2 separate regions of the Homo sapiens genome follow, and region 2 is linked to region 1. The links are chromatin loops, found by intact Hi-C in ENCODE. Cell type or tissue: tibial artery. All regions are shown on one strand. Links, peaks and the distances in the headings refer to the core of each region. The heading gives the core; the rest is flanking DNA.

Region 1 (5,368 bases), core at 97-5,096:
AAAGGGTCCAGGGGACCCGGTAGGGGTCCATGACAGGGTGGAGAGGAGACTCCCTTCCCCCCAGATCCCGCTGTCCCAGGTGGCTAGCAGGAGGGGTACACCGCGAGTCACTGAGCTCCCCCTACATTTTGCGTCTGAGGCTCCAGAACATGTGGCCGACACACCCCTACTCCCAAAGGGCTGTCATTTGGAACGTATTTGCAGACACATGGCTTGTTTTTAAGTTAATGCTTTTTAATTCACTGTTTCCCAGTTGTCGTTTTTTATTGCAAAGGCGGATTCTGCCCGTGTGTGTTCCTTTGCGGGGGCGGGGGATGGGGGTAGCTTCGCGGGCAAAGATCCGATGAGAGAGAGGCAGAGAAAATGAGAGGCAGAGACAGAGGCAAAGGCACAGCGAGACACCGGGGAAACGGGGAAGCAGGTCAGAGAGGAAGAGAGAGACAGGCCGGAAGAGACTGTGCCCAGGAGCCTGGACAAGGGATGCCGTGCCCAGCAGCCTGGACAAGGGATGCCGTGCCCAGGAGCCTGGACAAGGGATGCCGTGCCCAGGAGCCTGGACAAGGGATGCCGTGCCCAGGAGCCTGGACAAGGGATGCCGTGCCCAGGAGCCTGGACAAGGGATGCCGTGCCCAGGAGCCTGGACAAGGGATGCCGTGCCCAGGGAGGGGAAGGCCAGGGGCCGCTCTAGCGGCGAGGGGCGGAGGGTGTGCTGAGAAACCCGGCTCCGGGGACCTAGGCTGACGCCCCCATCTCCGCCTAAGGCCCCTGGGGCTGAGCTTGCTTCCCCCTGGCTCTCTGGTTCCTTTCCGAGTGGAGGAGGGTGAACTGGCCCTTGGGAGAGGGCTGGAGGGACGCGGCGGGAACGGGCTGAGTACGCAGCACCCGGGTCGGCAAGGGCTGGGGTTCTGAGATCAGAGAGAAAAGAGGACCTGGGAGTCGGAGGCGATCTCCCTGGCCCCAGCCGACCCTCTGAGCTCTAGCGAGCCTGAATCCGGCTCTGGGGGTGGCGCCCCCCGCCTGCTGCGGCTCCCGGGGCCAGCGCCCTAACCTTTCAGAGCCTGGCCCTGCCACCTGTAGAAGGAAGGCGCGCTGGTGGCCCGTTCAAGCAGGCAGTGGCAGCACCGGGGGCCTTCTAGAAGGGACGAAACGGCTCAGGGGCCGGGGAAACTTGTTTGGCTTGACAACGCCTGGGCTGGGCGGTTACAGCAGCAATCCCGGGATTCTCGGCCCCGGGGGGTCCTGTTTACGCAGGACTCGCGGCAGACTGGAGGGAGTGGGGCGCTAGAGCTTCCTTCCTTAGCAGCTGAGAACCATTTCATCCCCACCACCGCTATCCTGAGACCCCCTCCTCTCCCCATCTGCGTCGGCTTCCCGCGAACCTTCCCCGGCGGCATCTTCAAACACACAGCGGCGGACACACAAAGACGCTCGCGAGCCAGCACTAGTGTAGGCACTCGGGCACACACAGATACACGACGCAAGGTCCCGGGGACTCGGATGGAGCCGCAGTGTCCCCGGCCCGGGCGGAGAGGGCTCGCGCGTAGGGGCAGCTGCTCCCGGGCCGCTCTCACACCGGGCGCGCGGCTCTCAAGCCGGGAGCTGGCGAGCTGAAAGCCCGGGATAATTAGCGCTAATTACATGTGTGCAAACAGCCGCGGCAGAGGGCGCGGGCTAGGCCGCGGGGCCGCCCCTCCCCCGGCCTGACCCTGGCAGTCCCACCGCAGTGGAGGGGCTCTGCTGGCGCAGCTCGAGCCGACCGCTAGGGGAGAGCGCGCAGGAGCACCCACGAGACCCGGGAATCGGGGTGCGCCGTCAGTGCCCAGAGCCACCGAGCCCCGACCACACACGCGGGCGCGCGTTGCGGCCCGGCAATCTCGGGATGGCGGGTTACAGTCGGGCCAGAGGCTGAGCCCAGAACTGGGGGCCGAACACCCGCTGCCCTTCGCTGCCCTTCAGCGGGGACCGGGCGGGGTGGGGCTGAGCATTCTGGCCCCTAGGCTTCTCCGACTGTTTTGGCCTCCGGAGCAACCCGGTGTCTGCGGAAGATTGGAAGCGACTCTCCAGCACCCCGCCGCCGAGGCCCGCTCTCCCAGGCCATGCCGGCTGGCGCCGAGGCCGCGGGACCTGGAAGGGTCGGAGTCTGGTGCTGGTGCCGGAAGGCCAGCCAGTCTCTGTCCGGATGAGCCACATGATCCCAGAAAGAGCAGCCTGAGCCTTAGTCTGCGCGCCCAAAAAATGAGAATGCAGAGACCATTCATACCTCGCTGGAGGGGCTTCAGATGCTGAGTACACGGGGGTGGGGGCGGGGAGAGCAGGAGAAAGGGCTTTACATGAATCCTAACGTGTGAATGTTTGCACTGAGAGCCAGACTTAGCCATCTCTTTTTATGGGCCTAGGTGCCTGCGGCGGGCTGGCTTGGCGTGGCGGCAGATAATTATATTCCTATAATTATAAATGAAGCTCAGAGAGGCCAAACGTCTCACAAGAGGTCACACAGCAGTAAGAGGCAGCTGGTTTTTCTGACTTCAAATTTCAAGTTCAGACTGCACAACTCTCCGCCATCCCTCCCGGACGCCCCTGGAACCCCACGCACCTCCAGGCCCTGAGCGAAGCCTGGAAGCTGCGGGGCGAAGCGGAGCGCGAGAGAGGTTGCGCTCTGCGGGTCGGGCAGCCGGGGCTCGCTGCAGGCCCATGGCGCCCTCTTGCGTTCGTGGCCGGAGGCGCAGGCGGCTGCTGGGCTGACCCGTGTCCCGCGGTCCTGCTGGACTTGGACGCGGCATCTGACTCCTCTCTCTCAATGATTGCGCAGGCGAGGATCGATTAGCTGCGGAGAGGGTGACCTGAGACCACACGAGGATGCATTTTGTATACCGTACGCTTTGTATGCTGTAAAGCACATGGGACACCCAGTCACAGCGTTTGAACACCACGGTAGTTTTCCACTCGCTTCCACCCCGTCCTTGATTTTTTACAGGAGTCCTGTAAGGCCAGCAGGGCAATAATTATTATTCCCACTATACAGATGGGGCAACCGAAGCAGGCCCAAGGCCACTCGCTGGCGAGTAGCGGAGCCAGCACCCAGACTGGATCTGCTTCCCCCCTCACGTGCACCCGGCTCCCAGGCTAGGGTCTGGCTCTCACCGAGGTTTAAGGAAGAGGGCTTTGGAGTCAGACAGACTCGGGTTCAAATTCTAGTCTAGAACAGGCTGTGAGGTCTCAGACAAACTACAGAACATTTTTGGGTCTCAGTTCTGAATCTGTAAAACCGGGAGGACCCCGCCTCTTAGGACTGTTGGGGGAGGGGTGAATTACGAACCAGGGCCAGGCGACTGGAGCACTGAGTCCAGCGCGGGGTACCAGCGCCATGGCTGCTTTAATCAGGGAGGATGGCATTTGGTGTGACTACTCCAGCTGGTGGTGGGTGGGCGGCAAACCGAGGATTACATACCTCCGTGGCTAACCAGAGAACCGAGAGCTCAGGGTTGGGGCTGCTGCTGGGACATGAGCCCAGCACTGTGTTGCCGGCTGCCCACAGTCCTGCAATTCAGCAACTTTTCTCCAGGGCCTTGGACAGGTTCTGGGAGGCCTCCTCCTCCTTACAGGTGGGGACACAGACCCCGAGATGAAAGCTGTAACCTTCCCCATCTGCAAGACCCGGAGTCTAGGGCTGTCTTCAGAGCCAACAAAAACCAGTGTGGGGAAGGTGGGGCTTCCTGAGATCTAGCTGGGGAGACAGGTGCCTGGCTGCAGGTGCAGGGAGTTGGTGCAGTTTGAGCCCAGTGGTTCTCAAACTGCTGGAGCATCAGAATCAACTAGAAGCCTTGCTAAAACACTTGCTAAGCCCCTTCCCCTAGGGTTCCGACACATTAGTTCTGGTGTGGGGCAGGAGAATCAGCAGTTCCCAGGTGATGCATGACACTTTGACAGTCACTGCTCTAACCCTTCAGAGAACTTCCTCTGAGGCTTCTCAGTTCACCAGCTCCACATTCACACTACCTCTGTCTGGGCTGCTCTTATTCTGGTCAGTTTCACAGAACATTTCTGGGCTGGCCCTCAGCATCAACAGAAGCAATGCGGCTGGGCCTCCAAGCCCCCTTCCTCTTGGTCCCTTCACACCTGTGGCTCAGAGGAGAACGACTTCTACAACTGCCAGATAGGACAGTCAGGCCAACTTTCTGGAGGAGAACTGAACTTGAAGATCTGCTGGAGGGGAGTTAGGGCCACAGCCTGGCCAGGGAGTGAAAGGTGAACACTGAGCCAAAGTCAGACCCTCCGATGGTTGCATGCATCTAGTCAGCAGGGACTTAGGGTCCTGGCTCTAATCCTTCTGGTGGAACACTCACAGCCCAGCGCTGGAAACAGGGGTGAAGGGGATGGCAATAAGCACTCAAATGAATGAACCGCTGCCAGCCAGGCAGGCCAGGCCCAGGTGGCAGAAAAGTCCTTCAGATGGTGGTTCAAACAGGAGTACGGCAGGGGGCCACAGTAGCTGCCCTTCCTGCCTTGGTTTCTCCATCTGAGGAATGCACGTCATGTGTTTGCTGTTTCCCTGACCTTCCCAAGCTGCCAGCAGGATAATATATGGAAATTGCTTTGACCTCCTGAGAAAAGAGGGTCTCCAGGAATAGAAAGTTCAGCTGCTAATCCCGTCCCCCCAGACTTCCCACTAATTCCGGCTTCCGATGTCAGCCTGGCAGGTTGAGTTTAGCAAAAGAAAGAACAACTTAGAGGGCTGATGGTTTTTCTAATGGCCCCAGTTCTCCAAACACACCCACACACAATACACATGCACACACAGCCTGGTCACAGACCTCCCCACATGCACAGCCTTCCCTACCCTCGCTCACACACGCACCTCCCGCGGAGCAGTCATAATTGTAGAGAATAATTAGAACTAACATTTGCACAGCGCCCTGCCATTAACAAAGCAGTCCCACCCAGCACTTTCATTTAATCCTCACAACCACCCGAGAGGCAGGGATTATTGCTATTATTAACTGAGGCTCAGCAAGGTTAAGTGACTTGCCTAAGGTCACTCAGCTAGTAGGTGACAGGCATGGATCCAACTTGGGTCTCCTGACTCCAAATGTTATTCTCTTGCTGCTGGCCCACGCTTCTTCATGCATTCACGCGCATTCATTTGTTTGCTCGTTTATTCATTCATTCATTCATTCATTTGTTCACTAACTCAACAAATATTTATTTTGCATTAGTCGTGGACGAGACTCTATGCTAAGTGCTAGCTGCTTTGCTGCACCTTTTCACCTATCCTCATAATGACCTGGTGCTTTTCCTGTCCTCATTTCGTAGTGGAAGAAATGGGGTTGAGTAACAACAACAAGTAAGTGACAGAGTTGAGATTGAGCCC
Region 2 (5,368 bases), core at 313-5,312, 210 kb before region 1:
AGTAAGCTGATGGGCCCATCAGGGGTGAAGGTGCTTGCGTAGCTGAAGTACACACTGAACTTGGGTTTCGTTGCTTTGATCCATAGACACAGCCTTATGTAGGGAAAAGAGCTCTTGGATTTTATTATTTATTTATTTATGTATTTATTTATTTATTTATTTATTTATTTTTGAGACAAGGCCTGGCTCTGTCACCCTGGCTGGAGTGCAGTGGTGCGATCTCAGCTGCTGCAACCTCCACCTCCTGGGCTCAGGCCATCCTCCCATGCCAGCCTCCCGAGTAGCTGGGACTACAGGCATGCACCACTTATTGGATTTTAAAACTGACGTCTCTCTATTATTAGTTAAGAACCTTGGACAAATGACTTCTCTCTGAGCCTTGGTTTTCACATCTCTAGAATGGAGCTTAAATACCCACCACCTAGAGTTGCTGTGAGAGTGACAGGAGAGATTCACGTAAGTGGATTTTGTAGGGACTCTTATAAAGTAGCTCCTCTGCCTTAGATAATTTTCACTGGTCCCTAAAATGCCCTTGTATTCATAGTATTCTCCCTGGCGGTTTATTTCTCATTGATATTGGACACCAGAACAAGGGAAGGGTGGCACAGCTCGATGGCGAATCTGTAAACTGTCATTGTTCCATCATATCTGAGCTCCCAGCAGTTAAGCAATGGCTCTGGCCCCATGCTGACTGCCTGGGGATGAGGTCAGTGGGTAACAAACCACAGCACTTACTGACCACTGATCATAATGACAGCTATCATTTACCGACTGCTATTTATTATTTATTCTGCTCAGAGAAAGGATCTGAGCCCAAATTCCCTGGCTAGGTCCTAAAGGTCCTTCTTCCAGATCATCTCAGTTGTCTTTCCTCTAATCTTTGGGAAGCTAGATCCTGCTCCCTGTACTTCATCTCTGGCTGTGGTCCTATTTCAGCTCAAACCCTCCTCTGGGTCCCTTCCTCTAATATCAGTAGCAGCATAGATGGAATATGGCATGATTTGATTCCAACTAACCTTACCATCTGCCTTTCCTGCCACTTCGAGTCTACAGCCTACACATTGGTCTGTTACTGCCTTTCCTGGAACTTGGCCAACACCATCCTTCCTCTAGGTTTCTGCCTATGCTGTTCCTTTTGCCTGGAACATCCTTCACCAAATCTCTACTGGCTCTTGACGACAGGTCTCTGCCCAGCTTGATGATTTTGCCAAGACCACTTAAACCTGTTAAAATCTGACCTATTTTGCTTAGATGGACCATGAGTCCTGTAAACTCCAGTGCATCTAGGATAAGGATGCCAAATTCAGCAAAAAAAAAAAAAAAAATAATAATAATAATAATAATTAATAAATACATACAGGGCTTCCAGTCAAATTTGAATTTCAGATAAATAACAAATTGTTTTAATATAAGTATGTCTGTACAATATTTGGGGCATACTTATGCTGAAAATGATTTGTAATTTATCTAAAATTCAAATTTAACTAGGCATCCTGTGTTTTATGTGGCAACCCTAATCCATGGGTGTGTAAGTGTATCATAGCTCTGCAGCCTCCTGAGAGGGGTGATGCTTTTGTTATGATTTAGACTGGGAGAGGGCATTGGGGGTCTGGAAATGGAGTTGGCCTGAGAGCCTGTCTAGTCTAGGGCCCCCATTTCACAGACCAGAGAATGAAAGAATGTGCCCAAGTTCACACAGCAGTGGGAGCAGCAAAGGGGAGGCTGGAACTCGGGGCCCCAGATTCCCAGGCCCCCTCCTGTGCCAGCAACTCTCTGCTCTGGGCTGATGGAACAGCTCAGGTTCCCACTCCCCTGCCCCTGACCTGCCCTTCGCTGGCTTCAGAGGGGGGGTCTGATGACGAAATGTGATCCTGCCATAAAATCTATACCAAACCAACTCTTCTCACAGCCCACCCGCCCGCCTCAAAGGGGGGCGCCTAATCCCCATTTATGGAGCCAAGCAGCTGGGCCCGGCCTGAGTCTTTGAACGTGAGCTTGGGGTACCCTGGGTCAGCCCAGTCTTGGCAAGAGGAACCTGAGAGTGAGGGTATTTAGGGAAGCTGAGCAAGCTGAGGGGCCAGCCGGTCCCACGCCACCCAGCCCAAAGAGCACCAGTTAGGGTGAGAGCATAAATCAGAGTGGCTGAAGGCAGAGTGTCCCCGTGGACACATCTTTCAGGGTGTGTTCCTGAAGACTGGACTTTATTCCAGCAGCCGAGGAGAGACACTGGAGGTTTAAAACAGAGGGGAACATGGTCCTATTAGAAAGATGGATTGGAGACCCCTTAGTGAGATAACTCTGGAAGTTATTTGGGCAGAATGATTAAGTTCTGACTCAGAATGGTGGTGGGATGGAGAGAAGTGGAGAGAGAGCGGAGAGGTGTCAGGAGGTAGTGTCTGGACAGCTCGGGCTCTAAGGAGTCATAGGGATGCCTGCTGTCTGGTTGGGGTGTTGTGGTGGGCAGAGGTGCTGCTACAGACAAGGAACATTAGGGAAGGTGCAGGAAGACGCTGACTGGCCTTTGAAGATGCTGAGAAGGAGGAGCCTGTGGGGCAGCCAGCAGGGATGCAGAGGAAGGTGAGAGCCTGGGGTCAAGGAAGAGAGTTGGGATGGAGATGCCGAGTTGGGCATTATCAGCCTATGGACCTTGAGACTACGATTACTGAGGGGAAAAGAGAAGAGAAGAGGGTCGAGGAGTGAGCCCTGGGGAACACCAACACTAAGAGCTAGGCAGAAACGGGAGGGCCCACAGAGGAGATTAAGAAGGCAGGCCATAGAGGAAGGAGGAAAACCAGGAGAAGATGAGGATGTGAGAGTCAAGGAACAGTGAGGGCTCTGAGAGCCCCGCAAGCCAAGCCAGGGAAACTCTTGCTGGGTTTAGCAGCAGGTAGGTGGCAGCCTTGCCACAGCGGGGTAGTGGGTCTCAGGGACAGTGCTGATGTGCAGAGGAATGGGAGGTGAAGATGTGTAGATACTCGGTGTAGATAACTCTTTTTTTTTTTTTTTTTTTTGAGACAGAGTCTCACTCTTGTTGCCCAGGCTGAAGCACAATGTCACAGTCTCGGCTCACTGCAACCTCCGCTTCCCGGGTTCAAGCAAGTCTCCTGTCTTAGCCTCCCAAGTAGCTGAGATTACAGGCATGCACCACCATGCCTGGCTAATTTTGTATTTTTAGTAGAGATGGGGTTTCACCATATTGGTCAGGTTGGTATCGAACTCCTGACCTCAAGTGATCCACCCGCCTTGGCCTCCCAAAGTGCTGGGATTACAGGAGTGAGCCACCACACCCAGCCTGAGTGTAGATGACTCTTTAAAGAAGACTGGTTGGGAGGAGATTTGGGGGGTGCAGTAGCTGAAAGAGAACTGGGCTTGAAGAACCGGTTGAGATTCTTTTTTTTATTTTTTATTTTTTTTACAATAAGGATTTGTCATTTATTTATTAGCTACAAGGAATTGCAAGATATTTAGCTTCTCTGAACTCAGCTTTCTGTTCTTTTTTTGTTGTTGTTGTTGCTTGCCTTTTCTTTTTATTATTATTATTATTATACTTTAAGTTTTAGGGTACATGTGCACAACGTGCAGGTTAGTTACATATGTATACATGAGCCATGTTGGTGTGCTGCACCCATTAACTCGTCATTTAGCATTAGGTATCTCTCCTAATGCTATCCCTCCCCCCTCCCCCCACCCCACAACAGTCCCCGGTGTGTGATGTTCCCCTTCCTGTGTCCATGTGTTCTCATTGTTCAATTCCCACCTATGAGTGAGAACATGCGGTGTTTGGTTTTTTGTCCTTGCGATAGTTTGCTGATAATGATGGTTTCCAGCTTCATCCATGTCCCTACAAAGGACATGAACTCATCATTTTTTATGGCTGCATAGTATTCCATGGTGTATATGTGCCACATTTTCTTAATCCAGTCTATCATTGTTGGACATTTGGGTTGAGAACCGGTTGAGATTCTTAAGGAGTTTACCCACTGATGGGAAGGAGGCAGTAGAAAAAGGGAGGTAGAACAACATCTTTCACACTTTCTTGACACAACCCACAGTTAGACAGACATGTCCTTCCAGACCTGAGACACTTACACACACTGACACAACTTAAACAAAAGTTTTGTGACATATACTCATCTTTACTGTGTGTGATGTGCTCTGATATTTTCTTTCCTATTTTACTTAAAAAAATTTTTTTTAAGAGATAGGATCTTGCTCTGTTGCCCAGGCTAGAGTGCAGTGGCATGATCATAGCTCACTGCAGCCTCGAACTCCTGGGCTCAAGTGTTCCTCTTGCCTCAGCCTCCCAAGTAGCTGTGACTACAGGTGCATGCCACTACCCCTGGCTAATTTTAAAATTTGTTTTGGAGAGACAGGATCTTGCTATATTGCCCAGTCTGGTCTCAAGCTCTTGGGCTCAAGTGATCCTCCTGCCTCGGGCTCCCAAAGTGTTGGAATTATAGACATGAGCCACCATGCCCCATCCTATTTTATTGTTAAATACTGCTGGTCACAGTACCCTGAACTGAATTTGTGAACCTAAAATGGTTCAAAATGGGCAGCTTGAGAAATTCCGAGGTAGAAGATATGGACAAAGAGGAGGTGAGTCAATGGGGTGAACTCTCCTGGGTGGATCCAGAGGGGAAGAGCTGGCTTCTTATGGGAGGAGAGATGCTTTCATTACAATAAAAGGGAAGGAGATGAGGTTTGGAGGAAGCACAGGTGAATGTGTAGGTTTGTGGCTGAAAGTTGATGGCTTTTGTTTTGTCCATGAAGGTCACCTGTTGAAAGGGCAGGGGAAGGAAGGGAAAGGTTGGAGGATCTGAAGAGAGAGAGGAAAATTTGAACCACCACTGTGGGAAGCATAAAGAGCTGGGAAACAGTTGCATTTCCTGGCAGTTTTGAGGCTCGAAGGAGGTGGGAAGCCATGAATTTAAAGTGATATGCATTTACCTGGGATATTAGTGAAGCTTAAGCAAGAGGGTCCCTTCTTTTTGGGTGGGGGACAGTTAAGGCCTGGTACAAAACAATGGCACAGGGATTATATGATAAGTGAATGAACGAGCAAATAGCTCAATGAACAAATTTATCAATTCAACCAATATTTATTGAGCACCTACTATATGCCAGGTTCTGTTTTAGGAGGGGAATACAGGGGTGACAATGGCAAAATTCTTGCCCCTTTGGAGGCAACATGTGCAATGGAGCTTTTGAACTTCATGAGGCTTTTCTGAGGATTATTTTTGTTTTGTTCTTATTTTTAAAGGTAGCCAACCCAGTCTAATGGAAAATTTGGAAGGATGTTCATCATCTTGCCGCGTCTCTGTTTGTGTTCTATTTCAGCCTAACATGAAGGGAGCATCATCTTCGT

The links. A loop is a pair of places that touch in the nucleus more often than their neighbours do. Peaks named below come from ENCODE experiments on the same cell type or tissue, not always from the same donor. Only the 100,000 strongest peaks of a DNase experiment are listed, where the experiment ranks them.
Region 2: it touches region 1 in a loop (5-fold over the local background); 8 of 110 quality-filtered maps call a loop at or near these places.

Annotation. Positions count from the first base shown.
Region 1 is chr1:47,707,971-47,713,338 of GRCh38, forward strand. No RefSeq gene overlaps it. Among named protein-coding and RNA genes, the nearest start is that of LINC01738, 22 kb to the left of the region's middle. RefSeq lists enhancers at 87-1,053, 2,840-3,340 and a silencer at 2,701-2,770. In tibial artery, for the core only: CTCF peaks have their summits at 1,784 and 2,711 (motif pointing left); DNase peaks (open chromatin) are centred at 2,711, 3,041 and 4,881; H3K4me3 peaks cover 2,220 bases; H3K27ac peaks cover 1,808 bases; H3K27me3 peaks cover 2,130 bases.
Region 2 is chr1:47,501,138-47,506,505 of GRCh38, forward strand. LOC124904173 (a long non-coding RNA gene) reads right to left here. Exons shown (of 2, transcript XR_007066066.1): 2 at 5,087-5,368. Among named protein-coding and RNA genes, the nearest start is that of FOXD2, 66 kb to the left of the region's middle. RefSeq lists a silencer at 1,951-2,121. In tibial artery, for the core only: a CTCF peak has its summit at 2,897; no DNase peak of the experiment used is centred there; H3K27me3 peaks cover 420 bases.